2 separate regions of the Mus musculus genome follow, and region 1 is linked to region 2. The links are chromatin loops, found by intact Hi-C in ENCODE. Cell type or tissue: heart. All regions are shown on one strand. Links, peaks and the distances in the headings refer to the core of each region. The heading gives the core; the rest is flanking DNA. Region 1 overlaps Pcbp3 (poly(rC) binding protein 3). Region 2 holds the start of Pcbp3 (poly(rC) binding protein 3).

Region 1 (11,766 bases), core at 1,761-9,760, 55 kb after region 2:
CTTACCAAACATAAAATTAGCTGGAATAGGAGTACCAGCTTTTCTTCACAGATCCTTTCCCAGATATTGGATGAGGAGCTAGAGAAAAAGGACAGAATGTTAGCGGATTAACAGTCAACGGTGAGACCCCAAAATGCTTTCAAAGCAAACAGACCACACTGATACTTCAAACCAAATGCTTTTAAAGCAGCCAAAAAAAGGTACCTAACAAGTAGAATGTAAAAATCATCATGGAATAAACAAATAGATCATCATTTAAGCCAAGAGAGGTCCACTCACAATATCCACTCAAGGTAGGAACCCTGGATGGTTGGGCCCAACGGGCCCATGCTGGTACCTGGCTCTCATCCTGGTGTCTCCTTTAGTGAAAAATGGATTCTGGACTCCTATATTGAGACTACTGTTAAAGTAAAAAGATACAGCTCTGACCTCAAAGGGGACAAGAGAAAGTTTATTCCTGAATCAAATATGAAGGATCATTGCTTGGTCACACAGACTTAGTTTATTTCATATTCCATGTCCCAGTGTGGTAAGAATTCCATGAATTCTGTATAGTAGCAGAACAAATAAAATTGTAAATACACTTTTTAAATATGGTTGGCATATCAGATAGGTGGGAAACAGCAAAGTGGGGGATTCTTGTTAATAGGTCATGGATGCTACCATGATGATATTTTTGCTTTTGAGTTAGTGGAAGTGAGGGATCTGTTTGTAAACTTTAAAAGATGTACTTAATAATCACAAGGATGGCAGGGCACACGCAGAAACAGATGTGTTATCTGCAGATGTGTGATTATGTAGAAAATCCCCAGGATCTACAACACAACCTACTCTACTTAGTGATCCATTAATTTTTACAATAAAAGATAAACTCAAAATTAATTTTATTCTTGTGCATCATCAACATCTGGACACCAAATTTAAAATAGTGTACAATCATTGGAAAATGAGGACATAGCTAGCTACAGATCTAGCATAAAAGCATAGGACTTGCAGGCTGAAAACTTCAAAATGCTGATACAGTTATGGCAGATCTGAATTAATGGAGAGACATACAATATTCATGGAATGAAAAAATTATTATATAAAAAGCAGAGTAGCAGGGATAGCTGAGGTAAAACTGAAAAGGAAGTGTAGACAATTCTGTCTACCCTAAAGATGAACTTTTTTCTTCCTAGACATGGTCTCACTATGTATTATTACCAGATGATTTGGGACACACAAGAAATCCACCTGCCTGTTTCCCAAGTGCTGGGATTAAAGGCATGCACCACCATTCCCCTCCAAGACTTACTTTATAGCTCTGTGGTGAAGATTTTGTGGTACTGCTCAAAAGATAGACATATATACATCTGTGGGGCAGAATAGCAGATCCTGCAGATACTGTTTTCTGCATATAAGTTTCTCAAGTTCAAAAGCAAGTGAATGGAGGCAGGATGACCATACCAGCAAATGGTGTTAGAACAATCCTTCACAGGTTGAAAATTTGTCCCTCAGTCTGTTTCTCACTTCATTACAGAGTTAACTCAAATTAGATGTCAGACTCAATCTAAAATACCAACGTTTAAAACTCAAGGAAAAGAATAAGGGAATTCTATATTTGACTCAAACTTTACCTGGAGGAGAAAAATAAACTGAATCCCTTCAGAATTAAAAAGGATTATGTTCAAAGAATGAGAAGATAATTTTATGTAGGGAAAATATTTAAAAATCATATACCAGAGGAAACAGGTTCTATAATGTATGGAACTCTCAAAATCAGCAGCAAAATAAAGGATTTAATAGAAATAGAATATAAGATTTGAGACATTTTATCAAGTGATATTACAGATGGCACATGGCAAGTGAGAACATCTTCCAGATAATCCACTCTTTAGGAAATGCAGACACACACACACACACACACACACACACACCAGAATGGATAAAATAAAAAAAATGTGATAACAGCAAACGATAGCACATGATAGAAGTAGATCCCTCATACATTGCTGTCTGGTTTGTGACATGGGACAGCTAGTGCTTAAAACCCTAACAGCAGCTACCGCCACATAAGCTAGTTATATAAACTCTTGGGCATTTGTCCCAGAGAAATGAAAGCTCTCTTTATTGAAAACCTATTCACACACTATCGACAGTATGTTCATTGAAGTAGCCAGAAACTGGGGAAGGCCTGGGTAGGTGTTGTTTCTTGGAGGGACAAATAAATCAACAGATAAACACACCTGTGACATTGTGCCCAGCCAGCAGTGAAAAGGACTGAACACAAATAGAGTGAATCCCAGGAACGTAAACTGGGGAAAAATTGATTTCCAAGGATTTATACTGAACGTCCTACTTCAGTGTCATTGAAATTAACGTTCTGGACACAGAGAGCCAATGAGAGGTTGTGAAGGACTATGGAACAGCTTTTGGAGGGATGTGGTTATAGCTCTGAGAGCATCATGACATTTCCTTGAAGGATGGTTTTGAGTTGTAACTGCCAGTGTTAATACCGTGGCTTTGATATTAACGTTGTCTTAGGAGGAAACTCAGGTAAGGGTATGTAAAGCATGTGGATTTATGGCTACCTCAAAATCCAAAGCATAGTTACAAAATGGGAGCTGCATCATACTGATGGTATAAAAGAGAAATGCAAAGTAGAGGCAGGTCACGTGACTGAGAGGCCATGGCGTCTGAGGACAGGAAGAGAAGGCCAATGGGAGAATTCAGCTTTTCTTTGGATATACTAGGAAACCATTGCAGGATTATTTAGAGATTATGAATGGACTCGTCCCTCACTGGATGACTTTGCCTGCTATTCCAGGGGACTGGGAGAGAAGGTGGAACCTATTATTAGGTGGTCTTTCCATTAGCTCAGGGAAGGCGTGATGGCGATGATTTCTAGGGTAACAGCGGTAGAGATGGGAGGGGGGTGGGTTCTAGGTGTGGTCTGAAGCAGGGGTTTCAGGGCCTGCTTAAAACCTCGGATATATCTCTAAGAAGAACACTCACAACCATAACATGTATGCAGAGAGCCTAGCTCAGACTTATACAGTCTCTGTGAGCCTGGCTTAGTTGATTCTGTGGGCTGTGTTCTTATGGTGTCCTTGACCCCTCTGGCTCTTACAATCCTTCCTCCCCCTCTTCCACAGGGTTCCCCTGGCTTTGCCTAGTGTTTGGCTGTAGGTCTGCATCTGCTCCCATCAGTTGCTGGATGGTGCCTCTCTAATGACAACTGGGCTAGACACAAATCCAAGCGTATAAGAGAATATCATTAGGAATCAGGGTGTCCCTGACTCTCTTGCCTGAACTTGGGATCCTTATTCTCTTACTGGGTGGCTTTGTTTAGCCTTGATATGAGGCTTTGTGCCTGCTCTTACTGTAATTTGTTGGCCATATTTGTTTGATATCCCTGGGAGACCTACTCTTTTTTTTTTTTTTTAAATTAAGGGAAATGGAAGAGGAATAGATGTTGGGGAGGAGGGGAGGTGTGTATGTGTGGGACTGGGAAGAGTAGAGGGAGAGGAAACTGGTCAGGACGTAATGTGTGAGAGAAGAATAAAAAATAAAAAGAAATAAATATTTTAAGTGTGGAGTGGTGGTGTAGAGATACTAAATAAAGTTGATAAAAAAAACCATAGCTCTCAAAAACAAAACTAAACAACCCAAAACTAAACTAAACCAAACCAAACCAATCAATCAAGCAACCAAACAACTAAACAACAACAAAACCAAAAACAAATCCCCAAATCCCTTGGCTATGCAGAGCCATAGGATGGAGAGGCAGGAGGCCCAAGGTTGCAGCTTGAACATGTCAGGGGGGAGCCAGCAGTGAGTGCTGTTTTGAGTTTGGTTTTAGCAGAGGGTTAGGATGCGGTAAATCAGTTTAGGACTGACTTAACACTTGGTGGATGGACAGGGCATACAGACTCCAATGCCCAGGGCAAGGCTAGATCAAAGTTTGCAGGTGGCGTCAGGAGGCACTGGCCTTGGAAGTGTGGAGTTTCTGGAGGTAAAGGCAGGCTTTGCCTAAGGGAAGCAACGTCTGGCTGGAGGGAGGGTCCTGGTGACAGTGCTGATGACTGACTGACAGCTGACAGTGTTGGTTGTTGAGGTAGCTCATAGCTTTCCTGCAGCTGCAGAGAAGGTTAAGGAAGGCTGGGGAAGTGGCGCACTGGGGAAAGTGGTTTTGTGTATGTTTTTTTTTTGTTTTTTTGTTTTGTTTTGTTTTTTGTTTTAATTTCAAGACAGGTTTCTTTGTGTAGCCCTGGCTGTCCTAGAACTGATTCTATGGGTCCTTGAACTCAGAGATCCACCTGCTTCTACCACCCAAATGCTGGGATTAAAAGGCATGTGCCACAACTCCCGGCTTGGGTAAAGTGATTAGTAGGCAAATATGAGACCTGAGTTTGGTTCTCCAGCACCCACATGAAAGCCATGAGTGGCGGCATGCACATCTGAGGTGGAGAAGCAACTGAGGATGACATCTCAGCCTTGACCCCTGGCCACCCACATTCACATTGAGAAGCACATCACACAATATGGATCCACCACAGGAAGGAAGGAAGTGGGTGGTGCTCAGGACGAAAGTAGGACTGGCAGGAGTTTTTTCCCCACTAAGGCAATTTCATATTAATTTTCTTTATATACAGAATACATAACGATGGCTGCTGTAGTGATTTTTAATGTTTATTATTGAACCTGCCATCGCCTTTTCTCATCTCCATCCCCCTTCATGAAGATCTCATTTTTCTCTACATAGTTCTCTTCTTATTTGTCTGTCTGTCTTCTCTGCATCTGAGTCTCTGAAAGAGCAATTTTATATAAAATTGAAAATCCTTTTTTTACATTTACTTATGGCATATGTGTGGGCCACATGTACACGTGTGTGGGGCATGTCCATATTTGTGTGCTCCTGCATGTGTGTGTGTCCATGTCATGACACACATGATATTTAACCTGAGTTCTAAGAGGCCTCCTCATGACACTCAGAATTTGTGTTCATTGGCCCAGTGTTCGCTGTGTGATTAGAAGACAACTTGTGGAAAAATGCTTTCTCTCCGTTCATCATGTCGGCTAAGAGGACTGAGCTCAGCTCGTCAGTTGAGTCGCAAGTGCTTTTTGTTGCTGAGTCATCTTGCTGGCCCCCTTGAAGCAGACATTTTTAAAAGTGCAAGATATATGAGCCTTTGTTTGGTGCGATTAAGGATCTAGCTAGCTGCAGAGGAGAGGCTGCCGGAAGTGCCCCTCCCATCCCTATCGCTGTCCCCAAGACAGGCGCCTCAAGGAGATCTGAGAGAGTGCTGGGTGCCATGGAGGAGGTAATGGGATAGCGGACAGATGCAGGCAGGATTGGAGACATAAAACACTGTCTAAGTGAAGGGCAATTGTATTTGAAGTAATTTGAAGATTGACAGGAAATTCATAAGAGAATATGGAGTTCCATTTACGATGGTAAGGGATCGCCTCGTCCATGGCTTCCTGACCTCTGCAAGAACCGAAGTTGCTGCTGGCACGGCTCCAAAACATGAAATGTAAAATGGAATTGAATAATCTCTCCTAAATCAATTTTGTGAGCCAAATGACCTACAGAGCGGTGTGATATAGTGCAGGTGTACGGCACAGAGAGCGCTGTCTGCGGAATACATTACAGCAATTGGGGCTGAAGATAACCAAATGCTGCCTTCTTTGGTTTCTGGAACCTGGTCTCTAGCTAACTTCCCACAAGCTGTCGGGGCGGGTGTCTGTTTGCTTTGGAGCACTGATTGGAGTCCCGAGGGCCACTCCACTGGGCGTGAGGAAAGCTCTCCGGTCGGCCAGTCCTCCTTAGGAGCACTCAGCTGCTGTTTTGTGTAGCGTGGGCTTGGGGTGCGGATGCTCTTAGGCTGCTTCCTGAAAGCCTGGCTCCTTCCTGTGTTTCTATAATGTTGCTGTTTATACCAAACCTGGAAATGCCTTGGAGCTCAGGGCTTTATCCTTAGAAGCAGAGGTCTCCTAGTCAGGTCGATGCTGGACCCAGACTGGATTCTTGGTTCCAGCAGGTGGCTTTGAAGGTGAGACATTGCTCTTCTTACCAGTTAAGATACTGGACTACATAGATACATAGATACTGGACTATATAGCTTCTTTGGGTCCTCACTTGGCTGGACCATCCTCAGTGGGCATGGAGACAATGAACTCTAGCTGTTCCTTAGGGACCAATAGTTAATGGCTATTTTTGTTTTGTTTGGAGATTCCTGGGAAAACTGACATCCCACTTCCACTTAACTTTACTTTTTGAGGCATTGCAGGGGTTTCTAGAACTGGTTTGTAGGGGAAGTGGCTGCCAAAGTGGACCTTTACTGGAGATGTCAGCTGTCTGGGACTACCAAGGACCAGGGATCTGCATATGCTTTTGTGTGGTCATGTGTAGGCTCATCTATTTCTCTCCCCTTCAGCTTTTTAAAAGCCTAGAAACCATTCTTAATTACATGCCACACAAAAACAGCATGTCAGCCATCCTTGACTGACCTTCTTCGTTGCCATTAGCCCAGGAGGCAGAAGTAAGATGTTGAGCTGGCCACAGTGTCATTTACTGAGTCCACCCTGGAGTGAGAGCACAGAGCATGCCCAGTGAGCTGGGCATTTGTGGACTTCGGTATCAGAAATGACCATTACTTGTATGTGTTATAGACTACCACCATGCAGACATTGAGTTGCCAGTACGGTCTATTTATATTTATAGATCCACCATCCCATGACTGCAGAACACTGGACTCAGTGGGCCTAAGCAAGTCTTTCCTTTTCTTGGAACAGGAAAGTTCCTGGGAGTGGAGAGTTTTGCCATACCCTCTAGCCTGGAAAGTTAGAATTTCTAGGGGGTGGGAGGCTCATACCCACTGGTATGACCCCATAACTTTAGCATCTGGAAGTGTTGGTGACTGTCTGACCTGCCTGTCTTCAAGCCACTGATCTGCAGGGCGGAGTCCTAAACGTGGTCACTCCCCTGACAGTGCAGGCTTTCCTTTCCCTGCTTCTCTGTGCTCCCAGCTCTTTACCGACACTTTCTGTTCCTGTCTCTTTCTAACTAATTACCCCTCTTATAATTCCTCCTGTCCCTCCCCCGGGACCTGTCAGTGCTGTAGAATGAGGATGCTTTTGACTTCATGAGCAAACTCTGGTCCAGGGGGCACGAACAGTGACATGAGGAAGCCTTTTAGTACATCAGCAGAAGGGGCAGGTAAGAGATGGTTGGAGGCGCTTATGGCTGTGAGGCCCAGGTGGCTTATCTGATCTCTGAAGCTTTGGTGCTAGCCCTGAGGCTCACCCTGGCTCACTTTGGTACCTGAATGTGCACATTCCCAGCTATCACAGGGAAGGGGAAAGAAAGGAAGGGAAGGAAAAAGTGGAAAGGAAAGGGAGAAGGAGGAGGGAGTAAAGAAAGGGGAAGGAAGGAAGGAAGGAAGGAAGGAAGGAAGGAAGGAAGGAAGGAAGGAAGGAAGGAAGGGGAAGAAGGAAGGAGCACCCATCCAAAGAGCAGGGCACTGAGTCCAATAGAAGCCCCAGAAAGGAATGTTGCTTTGTCTTCAGAGGCCAGAGCGTCTCAAACTCTAACGTGTACAAATCCCTACTGAGTTTTGTGTGTGAGTGTTTTTCTGCATGTGTTTCTGTGCCCATGTGCCCACATTGTCTGTGGAGTTCACAAGAAGGTGTTGGATCCCCTGGAACTGGAGTTACAGATGGTTGTCAGTCTTTGTGTTGGTGCTGAAAATCGAACTCAAGTCCTCTGGTAGAGCACTCAGTGCTTTTAATATCTGAGCCATCACTCCAGCCTGTCTCCTGAATTTTAAAAATCGAGATCTAGATCCAGTAGATATGGGGATGGGGAGTCTGTACTTTTTATGTCCATGCTATGAGAGGCTCTGGCTCAGACACATGATGCTCTGCAGATGTAATCAGATTTGCTCCAGAGGGTGGCTGCCAAGTACAGTTTAGGTTATTAGGGTCATGATATTCGAGTGCAGTGGAGGTTCTGAAGGAGGGGAGGGTCCTGCTTTCCTGTGTACTGTCTGCTTGCTGTTATTAGGCTCCTGTGAGAGTGTAGGAAGGGAAGTGCCAGGAGCCTCTGTGCTTAATTATCTGCTTAGGTCCAGAGCCCCATCCTCATCCTATCCTCATCCTATCCTCATCCCAGCATCATCCCAACACTGCTTCTGCATCCCTGGGCAGTTAGCTGGCTGCTCACAGGGGAGATGGACACCGAGGCTTAGAATGGCCGAGATGTGTGGGTCCCTCTGGGCCAAGTTTTTCCACAGGCTTCTCTGACTTCAAAGTCCCTGTTTACTGGAAATGACAGGACTGAGAAGGTGAGCCTGGCTCAGGGAAGCCTGAACCCTGCTCGTCCTCCATGCTTCTTCCTATGGCTCCATGAGCAACACTATTTACAGGCCTGGTGTTTGGAAAGAGTTTTAGTCTAGCCCTGTGGGAAAGGAACATATTTAGGGTTATAGTGTGTGTGTGTGTGTGTGTGTGTATCCGGGTGGATTGCAACAGCAGCCTGCCTCACTGAGGAGATGAGTCATGTTCTGGCCACCCTGAAGGTGTCCTCAGGCTTGTGGCTATCTGGTGGGGGAAATCTGAGGGCTTTTCAAAGTCTAGCCCAGATTACATTGCTTGTGGGATGTATTTGTGACACAGTTTTAGCCAATCAGTCAGGGAGGACAGCACCTGAGGTTTGGACATTATACGACTTTTGGAATTGTTTTTCAGAAGCTTACATGTTTAGGACATAGAGTGAAGGGACCATCTGTAAACTGTAATGTAACTTATTATTGCTAGTGAAAAGGTCAGTCTCATTTAAGTAGAGCCAGAAAAGCCAGTCAGCACAGCATGTGGAAGGGAGAGTTTGGTAGAGAAAAGGGTTAATCCCTGCCTGGCTCAGAAACACCCCTGAAGGGTACCATCCGGGAGCTAATGCATATTGATGGGTGTGACTCATATGGCTCTGGAAGCTTTTAGGCCCTGGCCCTGTTTCAAGACGGACTCCAGACGCCACTGCCTGATCTTTCTCTGGTAGGAAGAACCCTTTGTCCCTGTAGGGGCCTTTGCACCACTCAAGGAAATGTTCATTGTCTAGAGAGCTCTGCTTGTGGATGGGCGTGGCTGTGTGGCAGATCCGCTGGGCACATCTTCAGCACTGTAGCTACAGGCAGAGGGAGGAACCCTGAGGGTGAACCGTGGAGCCTCAACCTGGGAAGTATGGTTGCAAAGATGGGCTGGCTCCCTTGCTTGCTAGATAGAAGACTTTTGTGCAAACTGCTTAGCAGTCTTGTACCTTAGTTTGTGAATCTGTGAAGAGGAAAGAGTGGTCTCAGATCCGGTGAATTGGTGTGAGGGGTATAGCAGTATACAGGAAGACACCACATGTGGCAGGTACTCACCAAGAGGCACTTCATGAGGTTGTGACCCACTAATGTCAAGAGTTTTCATGTGTCCAAAATTGATCAACCTGTCTCTGTGTCTGTCTGTCTGTCTCTGTCTCTCTCTCTGTCTCTCATGTTCAGTGTCCTAAGCTGAATATTCATCATTGGAATTAAGCAATATTTTTGAGTCAGTGGTTGTATTCTTTGCTTCTTTTAGGACTAAGCACATCCCATACTATGGCAGAGAAAATACAACTTCTTAAATATACTACGAGTAACCCAGTGCCCCATATAACAGCTCTGAGCTGTGCTGCCTCTTGGACACACCTCCCCCGTGGACACACCTTTGCCCTGTCATCTGTGACAGGTTTTCAGGATTTGATGCTGCTGTGAAAAAGTTGCATTTCTCCCTCTAGGAGTAGACAGGGACCTGCCTCTTTTTCTTTGATCCTGTTTTGTTTTGTTGTTGTTTTTTTTTTTAAATGTTTTATTTTAGAGTTGTAGGCTTCTTAGACCCATTGCAAAGATTATAGAGAAAAATCTACATACCCCACATCCAGGTTGTTATTTGACATCGGCAAAGCACACTTGTCCTGGTTACCACCACCACAGAGGCACTGCTACTAAGATCTGTTCTTGAGGGTTCCTCAGTTTCCTTCTTTTGTTCTTCCTTCTTCCAAGGTCCCATTCAGGGGGCACATTACAGGTCATCCCCATCTGCTTAGAGACCTTCCTGAAGGTAATGGCTTCTCACACTCCCCTTTTTTGTTGTTCTTGAAAGGTACACACACACACACACACACACACACACACACACACACACTCACACATACCATACACACATACACACACCTTGCACACATACACACACCATGCACATATACACACAACATTCACCTATACATATACATACACACAAACTACACACACAACATATACACATACACACCACAAACACATAACATACACATACATTCACATATACACAAAATACACATACACACTACACACACACACACACCACATACACCACACACACACACACACCACATACACCACACACACACACACACACAACCCTCCCTCCCCAGCTTTATGTGTATGGATGTTTTGCCAGCATATATGCCTGAGCACCATATGAGTGCAGTGTCTGCAGTGGCCATAAGTGGGGTCCCTAAGACTATGGTGAGCCACCATTTGGCTTCTTGGAATTAAACCTAGGTCCTCTGGAAGAGCAGCAGTGTCCCTAAGTGCGAGCTCTCTCTCTAGCCCTCACTCTTATTTTTGATGCCCTTGACTTTTTTTCAGAATATTCTTTACTGACCTCTGCTGGGGTCCATTGCAGGTGGTTCAGGGTCCTGGGGGTTGGGGAAAAGGCAACATGGGAGCATCATTTGTCTCACATAAGGAAGCACACAGTCAGCCCAACTTTGCACTGACACGTGGACCTGAACACATGCTGGGGATGTGCTTCTAGGTTCTCCAGCATGGTGACTGTTGCACTCTGTGTGTGTGTGTGTGTGTGTGTGTGTGTGTGTGTGTGTGTGTGAGAGAGAGAGAGAGAGAGAGAGAGAGAGAGAGAGAGAGCGCTCCATAGTATTTGGGGAAAAAGTCACTGTGTTCAGGGAATACTTCTAGGGAGGTGTGCTTCACTTCAGTGAGCCCAGAGTCTCTTTATGCACACTTTGGAAATAATAGCCTTGGAGATTTGGGTATTCTTTCCTGTTTATTGGTAGGAAGTCATTTATTTTATACTTTGGTTTATAGTTGTTTTATACTACTTTATTTTCTAAATTATTCCAACTTTAGACTTTGGGAGTTCTTTCAGTTGACTTCTGTATCTTTTTACTATACCTTCATCAGTGTGTGTGTGTGTGTGTGTGTGTGTGTGTGTGTGTATGAGAGAGAAAAAGTATGTGTATGTGAATGTGTGTGTGAGCATGTCTATGTGTGTGTGTGTTATTAAGGACTTTTTCCTTCCTAGGTTTTATGGTCTAGGCTCACTGCTCCTGTCCCGGGTTCATCCACATCTCTAAGGAATCCTTGTTTCTTCTTATCAGCAAATAGTAAAAGAAGCCAATGTGAGAGTGCTGAATCTGATTGCTCTACTGGGTTTGGTTGCTTTTGGGTCCTCTTACTTGACTGATCCATGGTGCTATATCTGTCTCCCAGCCTCCAACTCTTGCCCCGTGTCAGTGGGTCACTTCTCTTGCTTGTGAGTAAACCCTCTATCTAAAGGGAAGCAGCTGGTTCCCACTGGCCACCATTCCTGCATTGCTCAGCCAGAACATAGGCTTGAGTGGACTATGTTTCACCTCTTGCCTACCAGACGCGTCATCTCCAGAATGGCTTAGATGAGCACTGTTGACCCACCTCTTTAGTG
Region 2 (11,766 bases), core at 2,553-10,552:
TCTTACTGCCTGAGGAGCTAGTGTCACTGATCTTTCTGGGACCTGAGATAGAGGGGGTTGGAGTTATCAAAGAGTGGAAGAGTAGTGGAAGGTGCTGAGGACACAAACTGGCCAGGTGGTTGTCTAGCGGTCTGTACGTGCATGTGCGCATGCGTATGCGTGCGCACATGCACGCCCTCTGGAGGGACTCCGACCCCGGTTCTGAGCTGCAGCAGATGGCATTGAGGCCTGGGAATAGAAAGCTGAAGATAAGTGCCTCCTCTGCCGCTTATCTCTTTAGGAACTGAGTAGGGGTCAGCAGCAGTGGGACGCGAGGCTATAAGTCTAGGGTTCTAGGGTCTCTGGTGCTGCTCAAGTCCTTGAGGAGCTGGAGGCCGTGGTGGATGTCACGTGATCGCCACTGTCACTATGGAGGAGGAAGCTTCCCTATGGCATTTTCTTCAGATGTGAGTCCAGGAAGGGAACCAGGGTGAAAGCCTGTAGATTTATTTTGTATATGTGAGCACACCATCACTGTCTTCAGACGCACCAGAAGAAGGCATCGGATCCCATTACAGATGGTTTGTGAGTCACCATGTGGTTGCTGGGAATTGAACTCAGGACCTCTGGAAGGGCAGTCAGTGCAAGATCTTAACCACCGAGCCATCTCTCTCTCCAGCCTGCCTGTAGATCTCTTAATGGTTTGCTTTGTTGCCTAGCCTCGTCGATGGGGGTCAGACAAGTTCCTATTGGCTAGGTCAGGATCCTGAAGGCATGGACTTGCTGGACCCAGGATCATGGTGATGGAAATTGTAATTGGGAGAGAAAGGGAAGGCCCCCTAGGCTCCCAATGTGTTCCTTCCTAGCGTGGCCTGTTCGCCCTGTGCGGCCTGTGTACCCTGCGTGTAACTTTCCCTTTTCAAGGCTTATTTTTTTCGTCATTCATATTGTTGAACTTTCACCTTAAACCTCTGGAGACCATTGATTATGAAGAAGTAGCTTGTACCCACACTTACCGAGAAAAATTGGTAAAGTCTTGGTAGGGCTGGACCTCTTCCCAGCCAGCTTCTTTCTATTATAGGGATCGTCTGAATAGTCCTACGTGTTTAAATCCTCCGTGGATCTTAGAGACAGTCACATCAGTTGAAGTCTAAGAGGCCTCTAATTTTAAAAAGCAGCACGCGAGAGTGAAAGTCTGTTCTGACCCTTAATTGCGTGCAGGTAAACCGGGGTCACGCGTGGCTCTTGCCCTCTCTGGTCCGCTCAGCCTCTCCTCAGGATCTGGAGTCTGAAACATCGCGTTTCCCTTCCGGTATCTTTCTAATTACCTAGTGGACGTTTGGGGCGGGGAGGGGAGGGGGAGGATGGTGGGTGCCACGGGGCTCATGACTAAAACAGAGAGTGGTTCTAATTTTAGTCTTAATGGCATCAGTTGAGGCACAGAGAAGGGGAGGGGTGTTTGGCTGCCTTTGCACTGAAAGTCTTCCCGAAATAAAGCCCCACTGACCCCGGGGGGGGGCTCTGCTTCCACATGGCATGCACGGAGACTCGGCTTTTCTCCCATTTACACAAACACATAAGAAACCTTGCTTATAAAAAGGAGGAGACTGGAACTGCTTGACTGCAGTGAGGAAGTCTGTCTGTCTGTCTTTGCTTGCCTCTGCCTCTCTTTGTCTCTGTCTCTCTCCAGCAGTGATGCAGGTTCCAAGGCCTAAGAAGTCTCTGTTTCAGAGGAACTACTTCAAGGCAGGCTGCTGATTCACTTTTCTCTGGGAATGAGTGCCGAGAGCCGGAAGACAGCACTAGCTGTCATCCACTGGGGACAGCGAGTTGTGCTACCCAGGTCCTTCTCACAATTGGGTGTTGGAAGCTGCACGCGAGTCACCGATGGCCAGCCATTTTTTTCCTCACCCTGTAAGGTTTCCTGCTTGGCTGGACCCATGTTCCTGACCCTGATACTCTTTCCCTGCCTGTAGAAGAAACATCCAGCAAAGCACAGCCACTTGCAGGCAGTAATGCAGTGCTGGTCCCCAGTCCTTGTGCTCACTGTGGATTCCTCTAGGACTGGGGCCGGAGGAATACGGGAAGGTAAAAGGTGACCAGAGCCTTCTCAGGATGCAGAAAGCACCAACTTTCACAGAACCATGCCCTGGAAGGAGGGAGACACAAGCTACGACACCAGCTGTGAGAGAAGATTGTGTCTGTGAGAACTGGAGGCTCTCTCTGCCTTTCCCCTGGAGGTCTCTGGGTGAATGTGGCTTCAATTCATGTTGCTGGGGGCCCCTCAGTGAGAGCAGCCTCTGTAGCACTCCATCCCCGGTCACAAGGACAGGATCCTGTCAAGTGAGGGCAGCATGTGGCTGTCGCATGTGGCTGTTGCCTCTCACACTGGGCAGTGAGGCAAGATGAGAGAAGAGAGCCCCTTAATTGGCCCACTCAGTAACAATCAGATTCAGGACTAACCAGGTTAAGTTAAACAAGGTAGGTCTAGGACTCAGTCTTGATGATGGTGATGGTGGTGATGCTTGTGATTATGATGCTGCTGGTGATTGTAGTTCTTTAACAGGCTATCCAATACAGCACTGGCTTCTTGTCTTTTGATTTTCCCTATACACCCTCCCGGCTCCCAGAGTTCTCTAAGAGCAGCCTGCTTAGCTCAGGCAGGTTTTTTTTTTGAGAGAGAGAGCACAGCAGCTCTCTTGGTGAAGGGAAGGAGTTAGTAGTAGAAACAGCTAGAGATGCGCCCCTCAGCAAGAGGGGCTTAGATGTACAGCTTCTCTGGTTTTCCACTAGGTGAGGTGTCTGCTCCTGTTCCTGGCCTAGTGCAGAGGGTGGTTCTGATGGTCGGGCGGGTCCTTTGCTCCAGGAAGGCTCAGCAAGGAAGTGGAGTCCAGCTGAAGGTCAGCAGAGGCCACTTCAGGTCCTGCCCCACACTTTGTCCCTCTGCTCTCTGCCCACCCGTAGCTCTGACAGCCTGAACAGGAACAGGAGGGGCTGCAGCTGTTGAGCTGGTGTGGGCTTGGGCTGTGTTCCACCAGGGGGGAGGGGGGAGGGGGAGGCCTGCTTGTCTCAGAGGAATTGACATTAATTACCGTCTTGACTGCTTTCTGTGTGTAACTATTTTACCGGCACTTTGCGCCATCTAATGTGGAGCTAAAGGGGGCCTCCACATCCACCCCTCCAGATGTCCCAGCCTTTGGAAACTGTGGTCCCCCAGCTCTCTGGTGGCAGGGACATGTGCGGCAATCTGGAGGACCAAGTGCTCAGAGACTTCCTAGGGCTTGGTCTGACATCACAGTAAGCAGATGATAATTACAAGGTTCCTTTGCTCCCCACTCTCCACACCCCAACAAGATACCATGGAGTTATTTATAAATGCAAGCCCCCGGGTGCACTTCTCCTGGGAAGGACCACGCTGACAGCTACTGGTAGTGCTAATGGAAGGCAGGAAGCCTGCATTCGGAGGGGATGCGGGACGTGTGGAGGGAGGGTAATGGGTCAAGCAGCTGCCACACAGCCAAGGGGCGGGGCTGCCTGCCCTAGCTCTCAAAGATCTGCTGGGATATGGAAGGAAGAGCCTACTCAATTGTCTCTCGTGTCAAGGGTGGGGCTCCGAGATGAACCGCTTTTTCTCTTCCCAGGGTTGGCAGGAACTGGAAATAATTGAAAGTTGTTAGGGTCCAACACACTGCCTTGAAAACACTATCATTACTCTCCTAATGACTAAGTGTGTCTTCCAGGAGGAGATGTAGGCAGCTGAGCCCTCCCCCCAAACCCCACGGCTCCTGGAGAGTAGAGTAGGAGGCTGGCAACCTGTAATCTGGAGGGGGGGGGTGCTTCGACAGAGCCTAATGCAGCTCCAGCCTCCGGAGCCACTGTGCAGAGCCCAGGAGGCCGATGGCCCGAGCTGATCCTGGAGACACTTTGGATCTTAGTTCAAGTCCTGGTTTAGGTCTGGGTACTGCTGCTGGGTTCAATGTCAATCCCTTGTGTTCGTCTCCTAGGGGAAGTCCTTGTCTCAGGGACTCCTAGCATGCTACCTGACATGCCCTCCTCCAAATTTCCGCCCTCCTCTCTACCATAGCACAGGGCTAAGGTGTAGTAATGTGCGATAAGGCTGTCCATATGCTCTCTAGATTCTCCAGGTAAAGGTTCGTGATTTGCTGCAGCTGCACTTAGCTGCTGGGTAAGGCTTTTGACAGCTCCTGCTTGCCCGGACCCAGGCCCTTTCTTTTCAGAGGTTGTCATTGAATCACACAGGTTATGTTTGAAGACAAATAAGAGCACACTCCTTTCTGACTCATCGATCCCAAGTGACTACTGTATATGTCTGCTACAGGGGACCAGGACTTTTCCCTTCAGAGTGGATTCCAGGACATCATACTCACAGGACTCTGGGCATTCCCAAGAGCTACTTGGTTACTATGGTGAGGTTTCAGACCTACGGAGTCTTCCTGACTCTACCATAGAGATCGTGATTGTAACAGGTGGAGGGATGAGGGGACAGAGCTATGTATACACCCCTTTGCATGTATGATATATCGTTATTGGCACCGAAGTGAGTCATTGGTGGGTTTGAGGCTCAGGGCGGGATGAGTTTTGTCATCTCAGCTAGAATGTCACCCTCAACCCACTTCTCTGCTCACCCGTCTGTTCATATGACAACAAAGAAGCAACTCTGTTTCCCAGAGATGCTTCTCGAAAGTCTGGAGGTAAACATGTGGATCACTCTCTCCACCTATGAAGGGCAAAGCTTGATTTCCAAGTCCAAAGAGGCCTTCTCTGGCTGGTTCAGGTTGCTTCAGGAAGCCAGGAAGGATGACCCTGGGCTCCTGGGTATCTAGGTACTGATGGAAGGCAGAGTTCCCAGGACTCGCAGCTTCTATCAGTACTGGAATTACAAGTTGGCCTGGTTCCTTTACCTTCGTGGTGTGCAGAAAGGAATAAGCCTAAGCTAATAGAGAGCAATCAGATGAAGGAAGTTTAGTCCGATGAAAACGATAGTTAATTGACACAAAATAGAGCAGGACACCTCTGAGGAAAGGTGCACAAAAGATAACAACAACAACAACAACAACATGACATGTTTTCCCACAGCCACTACCACAGCCAGTTCTTCCATCGGCTTTGAATCGCTTGTGGACAGGTGTGCAGGCCCAGAACCTAAACACAAGTTCTACAGTCTGGGCTGTGTTGGCTTTCAAAGGCTTCCAAGCAGAGAGGGGCACCCGCGAAGGGCTGCGGTCAACGGATCAGGCCCACATAGTCGCGAAGGCTGTGGGTCCAACTGACCTCCCTAGAATATCAGCGCGTGCGAGACTGGGTGTCTGCAGTCTCCCGCTAGCTGCGTGTGCCAAACACTTGCAGAGGATGCAGGCCCCGCAGCCATCTCACAACCAAGCATCCACTCCCTTCCCTCTAGCCTTCTGGAGGCCCCGCCCCAGGCCCGGCCCTGGCCCCGCCCCGTACTGTCCCCGCCCCCGCCAGTTGACTAACCTTTCCAGAAGCCCCGCCTCCTCCCAGCCCCAGAGTGGGGCCCCGCCCAACCCTAACCGCCCTTCGACGCTAAACGGCTTCTAGCCGGAGAGCTTTCCGTGCCCTGATTGGCTGTGATGGTCACCGTTTCGCAGCTCCATTGGCTCCCGGCGCCCGCTTTCTCAGGCCCTGCCCTTGAGCGGGGGCGGGGCCAGAGGCGGCGGGCTGCGCAGGAGTGGCTGGTTGCACGGAGGGGGCGGGTCCTCGCCGCGCGCAGTGCTTCGGCCAGAGCTCGAGGCGCTGCTTACCGTCGCCTGAGCTAGGAGACGCCGCGGCCGCCGCTGGGTCGCATCGGGCTTCGCGTCGCGCCGTGTACGCCTCCTCTGCCCCACCCGACCGGCAGCATAGGCTCTACCTGGTCCGCGGCCTCCCTGTCCGCGGCGGGGCAGGTGAGTGAGTGGCGGCGGGTTGAAGTGTGTGTGGGGGGGTCCAGCGCGGAGGTAGCTCGCATGCCGCGTCCCAGGCCGGCCGAGACCCCTCCAAAGGCCAGAGGACCGGACAGTTCGCAGTCAGAAAACTTCATTCGAGCTGGGGTGTTGGGGATCCTGGGGGAAGGGTTGAGGTTGGCGATCTCAGTACTAGGGCCGGGATCCTAGGCTGAGGCGAGGGTCCCAAGCTGAGGCGAGGATTCCAGGCTGAGGTGAGGGTCCCAGGCTGAGGGCGGAGGTCCTGGGAGAGAATAGGGGGTACCAGGTTGAGGGCGGGGGTCCCGGGCTGAAGGTAGGGGTCCCAGGCCAAGACCAAGGTCCTAGGCTGAGGGCGGGGATCTAGGACTGAGTACCGAGCTCTGAGGGCTCAAGGCTGAGGTTCCAGGGCTTAGTGCAGAGTCCCAGGCTTAAAGCAGGGTGGGGGTATCCCAGGCCAAAGCGATGGTCGGAGGACTGAAGATGGGAATCCCAGAGGCATGTGTATCAGGCTGAGCAAAGGGTCAAGGGAAGCAGCTTCCCAGGCTGTGACCGGGGTCCTAGGCTGAGGCAGGAATTACTTAGAGAGAGGGAGAAAGAGGTGGGTGGGTGGGTGGGGAAGTGTGGGGCCGAGGGTCGGGCTCCCGGAATAGAGTAGTTCTTGATAGCCCCTTGGGCTTGGAGCTGGGGCCAGAACAGGGTCCTAGACAGAAGTTTCCAGTGAGGGGCTCACTCTCCAGCTCTGCATGGTCTTGCCTGTTCTTGGATTCAGGCACGGCCTAGGGTCCTTGTGAAAGTCTGACGGTAACTGGCCCTGGCCTACGTCGGGGGTCGGGGTAGAGCCACTCAGGAAAACCCAGGCCTCTTTACTCCCTCCCTAAATTCAGAAGTTGTTAGTGGGCACATTACGCTGCAGGCTTTCGGGTCAACACACAATAGCTGTGATCTCACTGGGACTTGCAAGGCTTAGACGGATGTCTTGTGATTGAGACGAGCTGGGGAGGAAAAAAAAAGGAAGCCCAGAGGATGGATGTGGGGCGAGGGCAGGGTGCGGCCTTTTCTCCTCTCCCCTCCACCGTGGTCTTCTGTTTTCTTCTTTCCTCTCAGTTCTCCTCAGGTTTTCCCCGCACCATTCATTAGAGCCTGAACAGGTAGACTAGACAGGCGCCGGTTCTCAATCTCTCTCTCTCTCTCTCTCTCTCTCTCTCTCTCTCTCTCTCTCTCTCTCTCTCTCTCTCTGATGGCCGTATTTTCTGTTTTGGGAAAGAGGTGTGTTCCAGAACTGTTTCTTATTGTCCCCAAAGTGTTTTGTTTAGTAGAAGTGTGAAGTTGTCTGGCTTCTTATTCTGCACTATGTTGTTAGTATAGGAGAATTTTAAGTTAATGGAAGGTGGGCCCCAGGATTGGCTATTTCCTTTTTACTTTTCTTTGCAGCACTACGGACTTTTAAATCTCATTAGCTTTGTATGCGAACCGATGGCACTGTAGGTTGAGAAGGGTTTTTTTTTTTTTTTTTTGGTTTTTCAAGACAGGGTTTCTCTGTATAACCCTGGCTGTCCTGGAACTCATTTTGTAGATCAGGCTGGCCTCGAACTCAGAAATCGCCTGCCTCTGCCTCTACCACGACCGGCGAGAAGGGTTTTTAGTGCCTCACCAAAAGGCATTCTGGGTGGCAGGGCTTTGGAGAAAGACCCTTGGAGGCCAGACTGCAGAGCTAGCATCCATACTCTCCCTCTGAGCCCATTTCTCTAATACAGCCTTCCTGAAATTTAGTTCCCGTTCTGATGCAAACTTGTGGCCCATTTCTCTTCTTTGGACTTAATTGTGATTTCAGTTCCAGAAAAACTGCAGGCTGTGTCTCTGCGGAGAACAGACCCCCAGTCCCCACAACAAAGACAGTTCATTATCTAACATCTGATACGACCATTTTGCTCCAGAGAGGGGTGTGTGTACATCAGTATTCTCTGGAGATGGCTGGAACTTAAGAAAGGCTGGAGGATCTCCACGTGTGGTCTTGAGACTTGAGGTCCTTCAGCAAGCTCCATCTTCTAGCTACAAGTTCAGCTGAGGCCTTCCCTTCTCTCCAAAGCCTCTCTTGCTTGTGTGTAGGTACCAATATTAACACGATGCTTGTTCAGTGCACACACTTTGGAATTTATATAACTTCATGCACACAGTCAGAGCTTAGTATTGTAAAGCTTGGGAAAAGAAGTTTCCAGGCTGGTGCGACAGCGTGGCATGTAAAAGCATTTGCTTTGTATGCCTCATGATCTGAGTTTAGTCCCTGGAGCCCTTGGTGGAAAGAGTGACTTGATTCCTGAAAGTTGTCCTCTGGCCACCATCTCTCTCCTCACAGGAGTACTTTGCCTTGTCTGTGTGCACATGTGCGAAGACAGACTCACTCAGTAGTCAAATAAGTTTGTTAGAAACAGGGTCTTTAGAATGGAAAGGGTCAGACACTATGTCTGGAATTCAGAGCTGGTGTTGCCCCAGTAATGTTCTTTTGTAGGTAGAAGAAAATTCGCATAGATTTATGATGAGTTTTTCAGGTTTGTTTTTTTTTTTTTTCCAGGCAGGGTTTCTCTGTATAGCCCTGGCTGTCCTGGAACTCACTTTGTAGACGAGGCTGGCCTTGAACTCAGAAATCTGCCTAAGTTCCAAGCACGTCACTGTGAGACAGCATTATCATCTATAAAGTTTTTCGCGCTCAATAATTTCACGATTGAGTTACAAAATAATCCTAAAAAAATTGTATAATATTCTAAAGTTTGTAATTTTAAAGTTTGTTGAGCCACATTTATGGCTATTCTTGGCTTCATATGGCCAATGCGACACAGGTTAGACATGCTTGAAACTTGAGATCTTCTTCCTATCTCAGCCTTCCAAATGATGGGACTGTAGGCATGTACCGCTGAACCAGGCCATGTTAGCTGTTTTAAAGAGGCTGTCCTTTCCGCCTTGGTGGATACCGGAGAGCCTGCTGCGCGTGTAAATTGTAAAAGTTCCATCAGGTCCTTGGAACGGTTCAGACAATAGAGGTTGGATTTTGTATCTGTTTCTGTGAGTTCTGGATCTATACCAGTGTGTCCGGGGCAAAGTCATTTCTGTGTGCACAGAAACCTCAGAGCTTTATTGTAAATGAGATGTCTGAAGGAAATTGGTAGATGTATGTTGTATATACCCTTGGTGAAGGAGACGAGTGCTTTGGAATATAATAAAAACACCTGCTCACACATTGAAATTGCCTCACTCTAAGTATTTGCTGAAAGGCTGTAGATTTTGGGGCAGCCTTTAGCCTCCATAGTGAGGACTCTGACAAGTTGTGGGTCCGCTGTCCATGGTACTGAACCAGTCGTGTGTGTCCCCCCCCACCCCCATATCCCTGGTTTCCTTCAAACTTTCTGTTCCATGAGAATGGGTTTTGGAATTGTATTTAAAATAATTTCAGAATTCACATTATTAAAGAAAAATTAGGCAGGATAGCTTTGCTGGACTTGAATAATAGGTTCCATTTAACAAACAATTGTCTCTCATTTTTAAGTGATTTTTTTTTTCTCTCCAGGTGGGGAGTTTTGGGCTAGGGATGTCAAGTAATGAGCATTAAAATTAAACAAGTGTGTGTCTTCTTAATAACTAACATCAAACAAAAAAGGGCCCTTGATTGCAATATGTACAGGTATTTGTTCTCAGGGCAGCGTGTCCCTAAACAGTGCCACTTGTAACACCCTCACACCTCTCTCAGCCTTCCCTGGAGAGAGGCTGAGAACGTGAGTCTTGGTGACTGTCAAGCATTCACTTCATGGTGAGCAACATCTAATGTTGTGTGTGTAACTTTGAGGAATGTAAACCATACCGGATAAAGTCTTTATTTCTCTTGTGGATAATTTTGTTGGTTTCTTTTAGAATTGTTGCATAGGTTAGCAGTAAGAAATGATAGGTGTCACTTGTATACAGTTTTTCACACAGTGGTAAGTGTCGTGTGTTATGGTGCTTGCCAGGGCGGTTGGGTACCAGGTAAAGAAAGGTTGCTCATCATCAGCATCAAGCTGAGAAGATGGTTTTGGGTTTTGGAATAATTACCTGAACTGGTTGTCTGGTCCTAAGTTTCTTATGGTGTTTCTTTTGTGTTTCTTATGGGATTCCCTTTTCATCCAGGTTTCAGGAGTACTCTGAGAAACTTAAAACAAGGACGCATATTCTTGCTAAATCCTGTGTTGTGATTTGGGAGCTTGTTGTGGGAGTGAAACAGTTCTTGTCATAGAGGGTCCCTCATTGGTACTGAGGAAGAGCATGTAAATTGTAAACAGGTGGCTGCACGTGGCTACACTGTGATGCTGTTGGGATGAGCAGCCTGCTGGGTATGCTGAGGGGCGATAAGCTTGGAAAATCCAAAGGTTTCAGAGAGGGAAGCAGCCTTTGGGCTAAGCCTTAAAGGATGAGTTGTAAATGTCTGGGCACAGATGGAATAAGTTGATTAGAAAAAGATGAGGAGGTTAGTGTGACTGGAAGACAGCGTTGATATGGAAGTGGGAGGGTATGTGTATGGGTATTCCCAAGGAGTTGGGATTCTGGGGTGTGTGTGTGTGTGTGTGTGTGTGTGTGTGTGTGTGTGTGTGTATGTTTGGTGAGTTAGGGATGGGCTGTGTGGTAAGGAGAATGATGGCTTCCGGACACTATGCCCTCATGCCAAAGCCTGTGATGTGTTGTGTTGCTTGGCAGGGGAATTGGGTAGCAGACAGAAAAAGGTGGCTCATCCGTTGGTTTTAAAATAGGGAGGTGATCCTGGGTTGTCACAAGCATCCTTAAAAGTGGAAGAGGGAAACACAAGAGTCAGTGTTAGAGTGATGTGAGGTGAGGGCTTTAGATTACATCACTAGCTTTGAGGGCAAAGTAGGATATGCCAAGGAATGTAGCAGCCCCTGAAAAAGGAAAGAAGAGGAAGGGTCTCAGAAAGGAGCCCAGTCCTAGATTTTAGTCTAGTGGGACACGACTCTGTCTGCTGACCTCCAGAACTGTAGGGTAACCAAGGGTGATGTTTTAAGCTAACATGCTTGTGGAGATCGGCTGCGGCGGCAGCAGGGTCAGGAAACTGATGTAGCCTGGGACCGTTTTGTGTATTCTTAGCTGTCAAGTTTCAGGAGAAAGTCACATAGTGAGATTGGCCTTAGAAAACGAGGTGATTCCTGCTGTTTGGGAGTTTGCCCCAAGTCAACATGATTGTGATGCCTGCTTTTATTCCCAAACAGGATGTGGGTATGTGAGGCAGTGTTGTGTGACCTGAATTCCTCTCTGTCTCCGGAGTCCTTGCAGCTGGCTCAGCCTCTGCTTGCAGAGTGCCATGCTCCATCGGCTCACCTTTGCTCTGTGCTGGGCCCCTGGAAGACAGTTGTCCTCGTGCACACCACTGAGACCATGGGCCGCAGCCCCTGTTGTTGGTGTCAATTACTTTCCAAAAGCTTGATTCCCAGCCTCGGGCATTCTTTAATCTTTAGATAATAGTGCTGCCAATCAGGTAGGTCTGAAATATCTCACAGTTTTGATTTGTATTTCCCTGATTACTAGTGAGTGATGATTTTTACCACCCCATCTCCCTTTTTTTTTTTCTCTACTTGGATTTTTTTCCCCTAAAAATTGTAATCTTATATCATTTATCTATTTATTGCCTGATTTGTGCCCTTGTGCCTTTTTTGGAGTTCTTTACATATTTTTGATTCTACTTTTATCCCACGATTATTAAAATTATTATTATCATTAGTTTAAAAATGTTGCTATGATGAATAGATGTTTAATTTTAATGTAGCCAAATTCATCCATTTTTTTTTTTATGATTTGTGGCTATTGGGCCTTT

The links. Hi-C counts contacts between places; a loop is a spot of excess contacts. Peaks named below come from ENCODE experiments on the same cell type or tissue, not always from the same donor. Only the 100,000 strongest peaks of a DNase experiment are listed, where the experiment ranks them.
Region 1: it touches region 2 in a loop (4-fold over the local background); 4 of 42 quality-filtered maps call a loop at or near these places.

What each region holds. Positions count from the first base shown.
Region 1 is chr10:76,900,044-76,911,809 of GRCm38, reverse strand. All of the region lies in intron 1 of Pcbp3 (poly(rC) binding protein 3), which reads left to right. Among named protein-coding and RNA genes, the nearest start is that of Pcbp3, 56 kb to the left of the region's middle. In heart, for the core only: no CTCF peak of the experiment used is centred there; DNase peaks (open chromatin) are centred at 5,759, 8,529 and 9,059.
Region 2 is chr10:76,955,885-76,967,650 of GRCm38, reverse strand. Pcbp3 (poly(rC) binding protein 3) reads left to right here and starts at 5,704. Exons shown (of 16, transcript NM_021568.2): 1 at 5,704-5,903. It overlaps Gm35664 (a long non-coding RNA gene), which reads right to left and starts at 5,510. Exons shown (of 2, transcript XR_380584.1): 1 at 5,476-5,510; 2 at 5,049-5,275. Gm35721 (predicted gene, 35721) reads left to right here. Exons shown (of 5, transcript NR_168652.1): 4 at 1,201-1,291; 5 at 1,670-2,559. In heart, for the core only: a CTCF peak has its summit at 5,743; DNase peaks (open chromatin) are centred at 2,910, 3,470, 5,630 and 6,330; H3K4me3 peaks cover 2,388 bases; H3K27ac peaks cover 2,384 bases; H3K27me3 peaks cover 585 bases.